Linked DNA regions of Homo sapiens: region 1 is linked to region 2. The links are chromatin contacts, found by Hi-C or POLR2A ChIA-PET in ENCODE. All regions are on one chromosome and are shown on one strand. Each heading gives the region's core, a stretch centred on a gene start or an enhancer-like site at or near the end of the contact. The rest is flanking DNA. Distances are from core to core; before and after follow the strand shown. Region 1 holds the start of CGN (cingulin). Region 2 overlaps ADAMTSL4-AS1 (ADAMTSL4 antisense RNA 1).

Region 1 (6,487 bases), core at 2,718-5,217, 940 kb after region 2:
TGTCCTTTATTTCTCACAGTTTGTTCTGTAGTCCTCTTAGCAAACTTTCATCTATGAGGATGATTCTTAGCTCTGTCTCTAGCCCTGATTTCTTTTCTAGGCTTCATTTCCAGTTGTTTGCTAGACATTTGTATGTGTGTGTGGATTTACCACATGCTTTTTTAAAATTTTTTTTGAGACGGAGTTTTGCTCTGGTTGACCAGGCTGGAGCACAGTGGCGTGATCTCTGTTCACCGCAATCCCTGCCTTCCGGGTTCAAGTGATTCTCCTGCCTCAGCCTCCCGAGTAGCTGGGATTATAGGCGTGTGCCACCACGCCCGGCTAATTTTTGTATTTTTAGTAGAGACAGGGTTTCTCCATGTTGGTCAGGCTGGTCTTGAACTCCTGACCTCTGTTGATCCGCCCGCCTCAGCCTCCCAAAGTGCTGGGATTACAGGCGTGAGCCACCGCGCCCGGCATCACATGCTTCTTTAAAATATCAGGTTCCAGAGTTAATTTATCATACTCTTCTTCTAGGTCCTCCTCAAATCCTTCCTGTCTCTTGTCCTTTCCATTTCAGCTAGTGGCATCACCTCATTTCCATTATTATTATTATTATTATTATTTCGAGACAGAGTTTCACTCTTGTTGCCCAGGCTGGAGTGCAATGGCACAATCTCGGCTCATTGAAACCTCAGCCTCCTGGGTTCAAGCGATTCTCCTGCCTCAGCCTCCCGAGTAGCTGGGATTACAAGCATGTACCACCATGCCCGGCTAATTTTTGTATTTTTAGTAGAGACAGGGTTTCACCATGTTGGCCAGGCTGGTCTCGAACTCCTGACCTCACGTGATCCGCCTGTCTTGGCCTCCCAAAATGCTGGGATTACAGGCATGAGCCACCGTGCCCGGCCTTAAACGGGTGATCTTTGAGAGAACAATTCAGTAGAGTTGCTAGTGGTATCAGTGAATCTTGGAGAATTCAGGAAAGAATTGCAGGAGAGGAATTTGGTTCCAAATCCACTTTTTTTTTTTTTTTTTTTTGAGATGGAGTCTCGCTCTGTCGCCCAGGCTGGAGTGCTGTGGCTAGATCTCAGCTCACTGCAAGCTCCGCCTCCTGGGTTCAGGCCATTCTCCTGCCTCAGCCTCCCAAGTAGCTGGGACTACAGGCGCCCACCACCACACCCAGCTAATTTTTTGTATTTTTAGTAGAGACGGGGTTTCACCATGTTAGCGAGGATGGCAAATCCACTTCTTTGATGAAACCTGCAATTTACCTAAAACTTTCTCTATTATCCCATTTCATAAAATAAAACTTCTCTCTTTAACATCTATCAGTGTTATTTCTTCTTTCTGGGTATTATATTTGCTATAAATTCTGTTTTTGCTGTATTTATAAACTGGCCAATTTTGCCATTTCTTTTTTGAAAAAATTTTATTATTATTATTTTTTATAAAGATGGGGTCTCACTGTGTTGCCCAGGCTGGTCTTGAATTCCTGGGTTCAAGCGATCCAACTCCAGGGCTCAAGCTATCCTCCTGTTTTGGCCTCCCAAAGTGCTGGGATTAGAGGCATGAGTCATCACGCCTGGCCCTGTAGCATTTCTTAAGGAGAGGGATCACCTGTCTTCTGAACTCTGGAAAAAGACCAGGGTGTCGCCTTTGTCACTTGTGCCTGGATGTACCTCTCAGACTGAGTGCTTCCTTGAAGAACAGATGACGAAGGCGGTGACTCAGAGGCTCCCACTTATCCTTGTAATTCGTGTTCATGGTGCTGGGTAACCACCCAAATTGGTATTTACTACAAATATACTAAGTATCCTAATTGCTAAGGTGTTATCTAGGGGAGTTTAGGCGCTTCCGCCTTTCCAATATCTGAGTCAATTTAATATCCCACATTAAAAAAAAAAATCTCCTTACAAACACTTGGTGGGGGCGAGCGTGGTGGCTCACTCCTGTAGTCCCAGTACTTTGAGAGGTCGAGGCAGGCGGTTCGCTTGAGTTCAGGAGTTCAAGACCAGCCTGGACAACATGGAAACCCCATCTCTACTAAAAATGCCAAAATTAGCCCGGTGTGGTGGTGGGCGCCTGAAGTTCCAGCCACTCAGGAGGCTGAGGTGGGAGGATCGCTTGAGCTTTGGAGGCTGAGGCTGCAGTAAGCAGAGATTGCACCACTGCACTCCAGCCCGGGTGACAGAGTGAGACTCCGTCTCAATGAAAAAAACAAAACTAAAGCAAAAACAAAAACAAAAAAACCCAAAACAGGCTGGGTGTGGTGGCTCACGCCTGTAATCCTAGCCCTTTGGGAGGCCAAGGTGGGCAGATCACTTAAGGACAGGAGTTCAAGACCAGCCTGGTGAAACCCTGTCTTTATTAAAAAATACAAAATATTAGCCGGAAATCAATTGAATCTGGGAGGCGGAGGTTGCAGTGAGCCGAGATTGCGCCACTGGACTTTAGCCTGGGCGATAGAGCAAGACTCCGTCTTAAAAAAAAAAAACAACAAAAAAAACCCAAACCAAAAACCATCCCATGGGAGTGTCTCTGAACCTATTCTGGTTCAGGAGGCTGCACAATAAAAGAAAAATAAGAAAAAATTTTTTAAAAAAAAGTCTTTTAAAAGCCACCCAGTGTTCAGGAGGTGCGCTCCTGGAAGGACATTTCCTCTTCTGTCCCCACCCCCACTACATGTTTTTTGCTGTTCCTCCCCAGGGAACAGGCCGGTTTGATGGCCCTAATCCTTATATACAGCTTGCTCTGGAATGCAGAGACTTTGCATCCCAGCTGAGGAGCTGGTAAGTGGACTTTACTCTGTAGGACCCACACCTAGCTTTTGAAGGCTTGGGGAGGGGCGGAAACCAGCTCCCGAGAATACACCGGAATCTGTGCTGCATCGAAGATTCCTCTTCTACTCCAATAGATACAGGGTAAATATTTGTTGTAACTAAATGAGAACAAAATCCGGAGCCCAGCAACGTAAACGAAGTCAATCTCTTTTTTACATATCTCAACGGTTAACAGCTAGGATGCCAGCTTTAATGTTGTTTTAACTGCAGCTGGTATGAGCGGTCCTGCAGTTTGCAGAGCCCCTAGTTTTTACTCTTTTCTAGGAACTGGGATCAGCATCCCTACTTTTTGAGAGGCTAACTCTGAGGTAAATTTACAACTGAGTCCCTTTCAGTTTAGAACGAAGGTCATTCCTATTTTGGTAAATTTGCGTCCCCGGTTTCCATTCATTCAGTCAACAAATATTTATTAAGCATGTAGTATGTACCAGTCCCTGTTGTAGGCGTTTGGGGTGAAGCAAGGCACAGAACAAGAGATCCTTGCTCTGGTGAAGCTTATCGTAGGACGGGAGGCAAAATGATGAAAATGATTTTTAAAATTATGTTATTAACTAGAAGGTGATAAATATTACATAGAAAAAGATGTCAGGCTGCAAAATGATTGCGGAGGCCACAAGATAAAAGAGAATCCAAGATCAGGGTTCTGGTTCGGGTCAGGGAAAAGGGAGACGAGCTGAGGTGCAGGAGGCTCTGACGTCGGGGGACAACGGAGATATTTTCTGCAGAAAGTGACGAAAGAGCATTCTGGTTCCTGCAGAGGTAGGTGAAGGACAGAAAGGGCCCTGGCCGGCGATTCCCTTGGAGTAAACGGGAGGCAGGAGGCTGTTTTCTAGCAGAGCCCAGAAGATGCTCTGGCCGACGGCTCCCGGGATCTTGGCCGGCGGTCACTCGCGACCATCCGCGACGCCCCCAAAATGGCCTCCGCGCCCCTCGCCGCCCCGCCCCGACGCTCCGCAGCCCGTGGGTCCACGTGACCTGGCCCGCCCTTCGCGGCTGGAGACCCCGGGTCCCGGTCCCCGCACCGGAGGCCCCGCCCCCTACGGGAAGCGGACCAACCGGAGCGGGGAAAGGCGGGGCGGGCACTGACGGCCCGCGGGGGTGGAGCTCCGCAGCGGAGTAACAGGTTGGTGGGAGGGAGAGAAAGGAGGGAGCTCCGAGGACGAGGGGGAGGGCCGGAGCTGCGCGTGCTGCTTTGCCCGAGCCCGAGCCCGAGCCCGAGCCCGAGCCCGAGCCCGAGCCCGAACGCAAGCCTGGGAGCGCGGAGCCCGGCTAGGGTGAGTGGACCCGGTGCGGGCCAGGGCACCCGAGAGGAAAGCGAGCCTTCAGGGGTACCTTTGAGGGGCAGGCATCGAGGCGGTGTGAGATGCCCCTCTCCAGGGCACCGGTGCCGAGTGGGAGACGGGAGGAGGGGAGATTGGGGCGGGGTGGGGTACTGATTAAGAGCCGACCCCTACCCTGAGGTGCCAGATGCAGGTGGCTAGGAAGGTGCCAGGCGAGGGGCACCTGGGGCGAAGGCTGTTCCCAGCGCATGAAAGCGTTTCAGCGCCAGATGTCTCTGGAGGTCAGACGCCAGCCCTAGGGGCAGAATTTCTCTTGGAGACAGCGGTGGCGCGGGGAAGGAGTTAGTTCCAGCTGAGTCGGGAACTGCTGCTGCCTGAGGTGCAGACTCGCCAGGGGAGGGCATCTGCAGGTGCTGCTCGCCTGAGGGTCTTTCCTGCGTCCTGCGGTCTCAGCTGGCCGTTGTCAGCACCCTGGTGGCTTTGAGATGACTCTGAGGTGTGGGATTTTTTCCCCAGCCCTTCACCTCCGGCCGAAGGCAGTTGCGAATCAGAGACACTGAGGGGCAGATGAGAGGGCACCCTCATCTCTTCACCAGGTGTACAACCATTAGGCTTTCACTTTGTGTCCTTTGCTTTCGTGCCAGGGAGAATCGTTCCTTCTTCCTCTTGAGAGAGAGAGAGAGTACTCCCCAAGAGAGGGATATGAGGAAGCAAAGAGCCCTGCCTGGTCCTGCAAAATATTGATAAATATTAATACTTATTTCTCAGGAGGCCCCTTTCTGGGGGCGGATGTCAAACCCTTTCTCCAAGTACCCACATATTTTTTCTGTGGTTCTAGATGGGGACCATTGGATGAGGTTTGGGAGCCCAACCAATTTCCTTGATGTCTGGAGGAATCCCCATTACTCCCTGAACGCCCTCCAGGCATCCCTGACTCCTGAACTGCGGTGGCTGTCAGAATGGCAGCAGGCACTATTGGGGCAGGAAATAGGCAGGACTCATCAGGAGACCACGAGACTAGGGAAATTACAACTCCAAATCCCCAGGACAGATGAAAGGTGCACCTTGGGGCCCAGACAAGACTGGAGGCAAATTTCTTTGCCTTAGGCAGGTAAAGGAACTAGAGTCAACCTTAGCTTGGCCCCTTTGAAGCCCTGCCTGAGGAAGGTTGTTGTAATTGGGAAATAATTAGCAACCGCTATGTTTGTAGATGGGCTGCCTACACATGCCTATGCATCTCTTCTTTCATCCTGGATGTTTGGGAGTCTGGGGGCTGGCTCTGGGGGACTGCTAATCCAGAGATTTGCCCGACTCTAAGAGGATTCTGGCTTCCTAGAACCCTTCCTGTGTTTCCCAGGCTGGCCTGCATGCCATTCCCCTTGTGGGAGGTGATGGGGGTGTAGGGCTCTTCTCTTTGTGCCAGGGAGGGGCGGACTGAGGACCAGGGAGGTGGCCAAAGCAAGTGTGGGATCAGGAATGCAACTTTGGGAACCTCAAAGGGAGGGGTGGAGGGAGACAAAGTCTCCCTGTCACATACTGGCCTGTCACCAGGTTCCTGTTCATCTGCTCCTCCTGCCTGTTCCCTCCCTGCCCTCTGTCCTCTCCTTCAGAGCTTTGGCTTTGCCATCAAGGCTGGAGAGCCCCTGCCTGTGGTCTTGCCCCTCTGCCTCCTCCGTGGTGTGGAATTTCTCTGGTCTGCTTTACAAGCTGCCAGTGTAGTTTCCCCGGCCCTCCCCTTCCCCTTGCCTCTCAAACCAGTCCAGCCAGTTTGCAGGGGCCCAGTTCCTCATTGTGTTTTTTTCCCTACTGGCCAAGCAGCTGTAGCCTGGCTCTCAGGTTTCTGCTCTTTCAGCGGACCTGGGCAGGAGTCCACTTGGGGGATTCTTTTTGGATCCACGGGGAACCTTCTTATCTCTAACTATGAGAAAAAGGGTGCCAAATCATCAAGGTCACTGAGCTGTCCTTTTCTATTTCGACCATTTGCTTTCCTTGTTTCCTCTGAGGGGATTCTAATCTCTATACCTCAAGTTCTCCCGTTTTCTAAATCTGCCAATTATTTAGCATCAAGCATATTGCCTGGCCCTATGTGAATCAGTCCTTCCTCCACACACCCGAAACCACCCCACCCCCACTTCCTGCCAGAAGTCCAGATACCCTGTCACTCCTAGTTGGAAACCAGATGCATATGGCTGGGCCAGAGGTGATGGAATTGGGGCAGGGCAGGCTAATGAGTAACTCAGGGAGAAGTGGCTGTCTGGTACAGGTGTAGAGTGTTCTCCCACTCCTTGCAGGCAGGAAAGGCAGAAGCAGACAGATGCACCTGAATCAACTTGTGGTCTGGTCTCTTCCTGGAGTACAGTTGGTGAGGAGAGCCCTGGACATGTG
Region 2 (6,372 bases), core at 1,069-3,568:
GAATAGTTTTAAGTGTTCTTGCTGTTTTTTTTCAAATGTCTTTCAGGACTTTTCAGCTAAAATTCTGTTTAAACTTTTTCAGACTTTCAAGAAATTAGAAATGCTTTCAAATTCATGATAGTTTTGTGTCATTTATACCCAATCCAGACTTATTTAGACCAAACAGCCTTTTTTTCCTACCAGTGTTTTCCAATTTTTATCTTAAGAGGCAGGGTCTTGCTATGTTGCCCATGCTGGAGGGCGGTGGCTATTCACAGGTGCAATTCTACTACTGATGAGCACAGGAGTTTTGACCAGCTCTATTTCCAACGTAGGCAGGTTCACCCCTCCTTAGGCAACCTGGTGGTCCCCCACTCCCAAGAAGTCACCATATTGATGCGGAACTTAGCATGAACACCAGATCAACATAGCGCACTATAGCCCTGAACTCCAGGGCTCAAGTGATTCTTCTGCCTTAGCCTCCAGAATATCTGGGACTACAAGCGCGTGCAACTGCGCCTGGCCAATTTTCCTGGGTCCAGGAAATGACAGTATTCCTGGTCTTTGTTTAAGGTACACTGTCTTGCAAACATAGGCTTATGTATAATGGTAAGCCACAAGCATTTACTAAGTTTTTTTTTGAGACATAGTCTCACTGGCCCAGGCTGGAGTGCAGTGGCACGATCTAGGATCACTGCAACCTCTGCATCCCAGGTTCAAGCAATTCTCATGCCTCAGCCTCCTAAGTAGCTGGGACCACAGGTGCACACCACCACCCCCATTTTTAGTAGAGAGAGTTTTGCCATGTTGGTCAGGCTGGTCTCAAACTCCTGACCTCAGGTGATCCACCCGCCTTGGCCTCTCAAAGTGCTGGGATTACAGGCATGAGCCACCGCGACTGGTCAAATTTTTCTTTCATACAGTAGCACTGATACATCTTTCATGGTTCATGATGGGGAAAGGAAGATACAGCGACTTCCATCCTGTTTCATACCTGACCCCAACTACCCAGCTTTGAAGTGGGGCAAGGGGCAAGGAAGCAGGTAGCCCAGCACTCCTCCCCGCCATCACCAGGCTCCTCTGCAGAGCTGTTGTTCCTTAAAGCTGACAACAAGCCACCTCATTTCAAAACACACACACACAACCTCATTTTGACACAAAGTTGTTTCCCTCTTTCTGTTTCTCTGCTTTGCCTCATGAGGGATTTCTGAGAAATGAAAAAAAGTCACCTCCCACAGCCGCAGCCTGCAGTTTTGTTTTTTGGTTTTGTTTTTACAGATGAAGAAGAGGGGGGTGGAGGAAAGGAGTATACCGCTTAAGCATCTAGTATTAATCCAAAACTCTGCAAAGTAAGAGAAATGCTCTTCCCATAGCCCTTCACCTGAGGTGTGTGCCCCACTTTCCTTAGATTTGGGCTCTCATGCAAAAGGAAATAAACAAGGTATCCTCCCCTCAGGAAAGTTCAGTAACAAAGCAGTGAAACCGAACAGCTGCTCCCTTGCAGCAGGCCAGCTGTCTCCCCTCCCCCCATTTCCACCAAGGGCCGGAGACGGTGGGAACTGCTCCAGGCAACCTAAAGGATGGCGTTGTGAGCTGAGAAAGGCAGGCCTGATAGATCTGGGCATAGGAGCTTCAGGAATAAAATGCATGTGAATGCGGTGTTTCCCAGGGAGAATTAACCGCATTCTCGCCTTCAAATCTGAATACCTGAGAGTCATAACCAGCCCAGTAGGGTAGACTATGAAATGTATAGCAAAATTTTCAAAACCAGCTCCTCCTACCAGACAAGAAAATTAACATTTTTTAGGGCACAGAACTGAAAGCATTTTTACTGAAATCTAATCCAGGATGAAACCTAACAGTTAAACATTCTTTTCCTTCTCTGCTTCTTTGGCTCTCTATCCCAGCACACCTTGTCCCAGGCTAACTTGAGTAAACATACACATGTGACCACATGAGGGCGGGAAGAACACCAAGTGGGGGTGGTGAAATTCTGAATGGAATGCAGCCCCAGCTAGTTAGGGGGCCCCGGGCTGAGACCTCTGGCACTGGCAGTAGACTTATACAGGCAAAGAAGCCAAAACAATGAGCTCATGGGCAAGAATGCAGCCTGTGGGGAAGTCTGGGCAGCTAGAGCAAACTGGTTTTTTGAATCAGGATGGGAATAGCAATAGTTGAGTCTCCCACGGGAACAGGATCAGGGAGAGTGGAAGCCACCATTCAGTATCTTAGGGTTCCAGTTAAATAACTTTTGGAAGCTCTTATTAAAATTCTGTTCTGCAGACAGCATAGTGCTCTTAGGCAAAACCTTGGTTCCTTTCCCTGACTATGTAAAACCTAGAGGGTGAAGGACCAGTGAGGCTCCAGTGACCTACCTTAGGTGATGCTCTTAAAAGAGCAACTTTATTCAAACCAGGCCTGCCAATGCCAACTCCTTCAGTCTAGATCCAAAGATGGCTATGATCCTGAGATTGTGTGTTTAGGGTCACCACTTTAACATGATACAGGAAGCAATTGAGTCTTTTCTACTTCCTAAACACAGTCCATCCAGTTGTGTGTCATTTATACCCAGTCCAGACTTATTTAGACCAAAGAGCCTTTTTTTCCTATCAGTGTTTTCCAAATTTTATCTTAAGAGGCAGGGTCTTGTTATGTTGCCCATGCTGGAGAGCAGTGGCTATTCACAGGTGCAATTCTACTACTGAGGAGCACAGGAGTTTTAACCAGCTCTATTTCCAACCTAGGCAGGTTCACCCCTACTTGGGCAACCTGATGGTCCCCCACTCCCAGGAAGTCACCATATTGATGCAGAACTTAGCGTGAACACCAGATCAACGTAGCACACTATAGCCCTGAACTCCGGGGCTCAAGTGATTCTTCTGCCTTAGCCTCCAGAATATCTGGGACTATAGGTACGTACAACTGTGCCTGGCCAAATTTTTTTTTTTTTTTTTTTTGAGATGGAGTCTCGCTCTGTCACCCAGGCTGGAGTGCAGTGGCGTGATCATGACTCACTGCAGCCTCTGCCTCCCGGGTTCAAGTGATTCTGGTGCCTCAGCCTCCCGAGTAGCTGGGACTACAGGAATAAGCCACCACGCCCAGCTAATTTTTTTGTATTTTTAGTAGAGATGGGGTTTCGCCATGTTGGCCAGGCTATCCTCGAACTCCTGACCTCAGGTGATCTGCTTGCCTCGGCCTCCCAAAGTGCTGGGATTACAGGCATGAGCCGCCACGCCTGGCTCTAATATTTTTATATAAGGCCTGAGATGGGAAAAACTGAAGTCATACAGTATTCACTGACCAAGAGCGGCGAGCAGAGAAAGAAGGCAGGGAAGGAAGATGGAATAAGAAAATTACCTACACAGTCCATCCCTGCTTCTCCCATCTCCATACACCCAGAGGGTCTTTCCCAATTCCATGCTTTGGTACGTGTTTCTTACTCATCTTTTTTTTTGAGTCTCGTTCTGTTGCCCAGGCTGGAGTGCAGTGGCATGATCTCGGATCACTGCAGCCTCCACCTCCCGGGCTCAAGTGATTCTCCGGCCTCAGCCCCCCAAGAAGCTAGGATTACAGGTGTGCACCATCACGCTCATCAAATTTTTGTGTTTTTAGTAGAGATGGGGTTTTACCATGTTGGCCACACTGGTGACCTCGGGTGATCTACCCACCTCAGCCTCTCCAAGTGCTGGGATTACAGGTATGAGCCACCGTGCCCAGCCTCGTTACTCATGTTTTAAGGTCCAACCTCACATTTCTTATGAAGCCTTCTTTACCACCCTCTACGTCTAGAAGTTGTCACCCTGCTTTTTCCCAACCCTACAATGCTTTGTACAGTGCCTTCTAATTATTTCTGTCCATGTCTATGACTCTTACTAGATTGTAAACTTTGTGTGTGTGTGTGTTTCTTTTTTTGTTAAGATAGGGTCTCACTCTGTTGCCTGGGCTGGAGTGCAGTGGCACAATTTCAGCTCACTGCAACCTCGACTTCGTAAGCTCAAGCGTTTCTCCCACCTCAGCCTCCCCAGTGGCTGGGACCACAGGCACGTGCTACTATGCCAAGCTAATTTTTTTTATGTTTTATAGAGATGGAGTTTCACCATATTGCCTGGGCTGGTCTCAAACTCCTGGGTTTAAGCAATCTGCCTGCCTTAGCCTCCCAAAGTGCTGGGATTACAGGCATGAGCCACTGCACCCAGCTAGATCACAAACTTTAACATCTAGCCACATTTGCATTCTCATTATGGGATTCGTTATGCATAAATTCTTTAGCATGCATCTCCTAAAAACAAGGTATAATACTCAAGAAATTTAACATCGATACAGTAGTAACATACAATCCATAAATTTCCGCAAATGTCCCCATGTCCTTTATAGCTTTTTGACATGTGTAGTTAGTTGTCATGTTTCTTTTGAACTATTCCCCAATCTTTTTTTGAGTTTCTTTTTTTTTTCTTTTTTTTTGAGACAGAGTCTTGCTCTGTCTCCCAGGCTGGAGTGCAGGGGCCCAATCTCAGCTCACTGCAACCTCGGCCTCCCGGGTTTAAGCAATTCTTCTGCCTCAGCCTCCCAAGTAGCTGGGACTACAGGAGTCCACCACCACACCTGGCTAATTTTTATATTTTTACTAGAGACGGAGCTTCACCATATTGGCCAGGCGGGCCTTGAACTCCTGACATTGTGATCCGCCCGCCTTGGCCTCCCAAAGTGCTGGGATTACAGGCGTGAGCCACCGCACCCGGCCTCTTTTTTTGAGTTTCTTAAGGGGAAGAATGATCTCTTTATAATTCCATTATCTAACAGTTCATGATACATAATAAGCAGTCTACTGTCATGTAATGGAAAAATGAAGACACTCTCAACATCTGGCTGCCTAGAGCTCCTGCTAAATAGACAAGCCTGGGCAATATAGCAAGACCCCATCTCTATGAACAAAACAAAACAAAACACAAGGCATGGTGAGGTACCTGTAGTACCAGCTACTTTGGAGGTTGAGGTGGGAGTATTGCTTGAGCACAGGAGTTCAAGGTTGCAGTGAACCGTGATAGTCCCACTGCACTGCAGCCTGGGCAATAGAGTGAGACCCCACCTCTTAAAAAAAAAAAAATCCTAACTTACCTCAATGTTGAAGATTTCTCATTTCCCAATGGAAAATAACTATTATTCTATGCAGGTCAAGAAGGGAACTGCAAATTAGAAACCAAGTATAGTGTGGGAACAAAAGCTTGCTACGTATATCCTTTTTCTACTTCCCAAGAATTATTAGTAAAGGACACCAAATTTTCGGAGGTGTTTTTTTTTGAGATGGAGTCTCGCTCTGTCGCCAGGCTGGAGTGCAGTGGTGTGATTTTGGCTCACTGCAATCTGGGACTACAGGCGCGTGACCCCATACCCAGCTAATTTTTGTATTTTTAGTAGAGACGGGGTTTCACCATGTTGGCCAAGCTGGTCTCAAATTCCTGACTTCGGGTGATCTGCCCGCCTTGGGCTCCCAAAGTGCTGGGATTACAGGCATAAGCCACCGCCCCTGGCCTTTTTTTTTTTTTTTTTGAGAGGAAGTCTCGCTCTGTCACCCAGACTGGAGTGCAGTGGCATGATCTTGGCTCACTGCAACCTCCACCTCCTGGGTTCAAGCAATTCTCCTGCCTCAGCCTCCTGAATAGCTGGGACTACTAGTGCCCGCCACCAGTAGTGGCGTTTAACCGTGTTGGCCAGGCTGGTCTCAAACTTCTGTCCTCAAGTGATCAGCCCGCCTTGGCCTCCCAAAGTGCTGGGATTACAGGCGTGAGCCACCTCACTAGAGAGGTATTTATTTTGTTTGAGACAGAGTCTCACACTGTCACCTGGGCTTAAGTGCAGTGGCACGATCTCGGCTCACTGCAACCTCCACCTCCGGGGTTCCTCCCAGGTTCACGTGGTTCTCCTGCCTCAGCCTCCCAAGTAGCTGGGATTACAGGCGCCCGCCACCATGCCCAGTTAATTTTTTTTATTTTTAGTAGAGATGGGGTTTCACTGTATTGGCCAGACTGGCCTCAAACTCCTGACCTCATGATCCCTCCACCTTGGCCTCCCAAAGTGCTGGGATTACAGGTGTGAGTCACCGTGCCTTTTTTTTTTTTTTTTTTTTGAGACAGCGTCTGGCTCTGTCGCCCAGGCCCCGGAGTGCAATGGCATGATCTCAGCTCACTGCAACCTCCGCCTCCCGGGTTCGAGCGATTCTCCTGCCTCAGCCTCCCAAAGTGCTGGGATTACAGGCCTGAGCCACAGCGCCCGACCCGGAGAGCTGTTTCTTAATCTGCCTGGAGGAAAATCCCCAGCCCCCAACTTTCCACATACTTCACATAGATAACACTGTAACAACTTTGAAACTAAGAGGGAGAGAATTAAGTTTTCAAA

Evidence for each region. Hi-C counts contacts between places; a loop is a spot of excess contacts on that map. ChIA-PET counts read pairs that join two places held with the same protein, here RNA polymerase II (POLR2A).
Region 1: a loop to region 2 is called in a map with no recorded cell type, with 20 times the contacts of the local background. The contact joins the promoter of CGN here to the enhancer-like site in region 2. A Hi-C loop is called at or near these places in 1 of 37 single-sample maps with no recorded cell type. POLR2A ChIA-PET finds 5 or more read pairs at or near these places in 1 of 52 experiments (CD4-positive, alpha-beta T cell).

What each region holds. Positions count from the first base shown.
Region 1 is chr1:151,507,420-151,513,906 of GRCh38, forward strand. CGN (cingulin) reads left to right here and starts at 3,968. Exons shown (of 21, transcript NM_020770.3): 1 at 3,968-4,096. RefSeq lists enhancers at 3,045-3,621, 3,622-4,197, 4,349-4,488, 5,351-5,927, 5,928-6,487 and a silencer at 3,619-4,018.
Region 2 is chr1:150,566,358-150,572,729 of GRCh38, forward strand. All of the region lies in intron 2 of ADAMTSL4-AS1 (ADAMTSL4 antisense RNA 1), which reads right to left. It also overlaps the pseudogene RN7SL473P and the pseudogene RN7SL600P. Among named protein-coding and RNA genes, the nearest start is that of ADAMTSL4-AS1, 5.0 kb to the right of the region's middle. RefSeq lists enhancers at 741-1,451, 961-1,350, 1,452-2,163. Within about 2 kb of position 2,319, at least 37 of the 41 ENCODE cell types and tissues checked have a DNase peak (open chromatin) inside an H3K27ac peak, as active enhancers do; they include CD4-positive, alpha-beta T cell, where a contact is called at or near this core.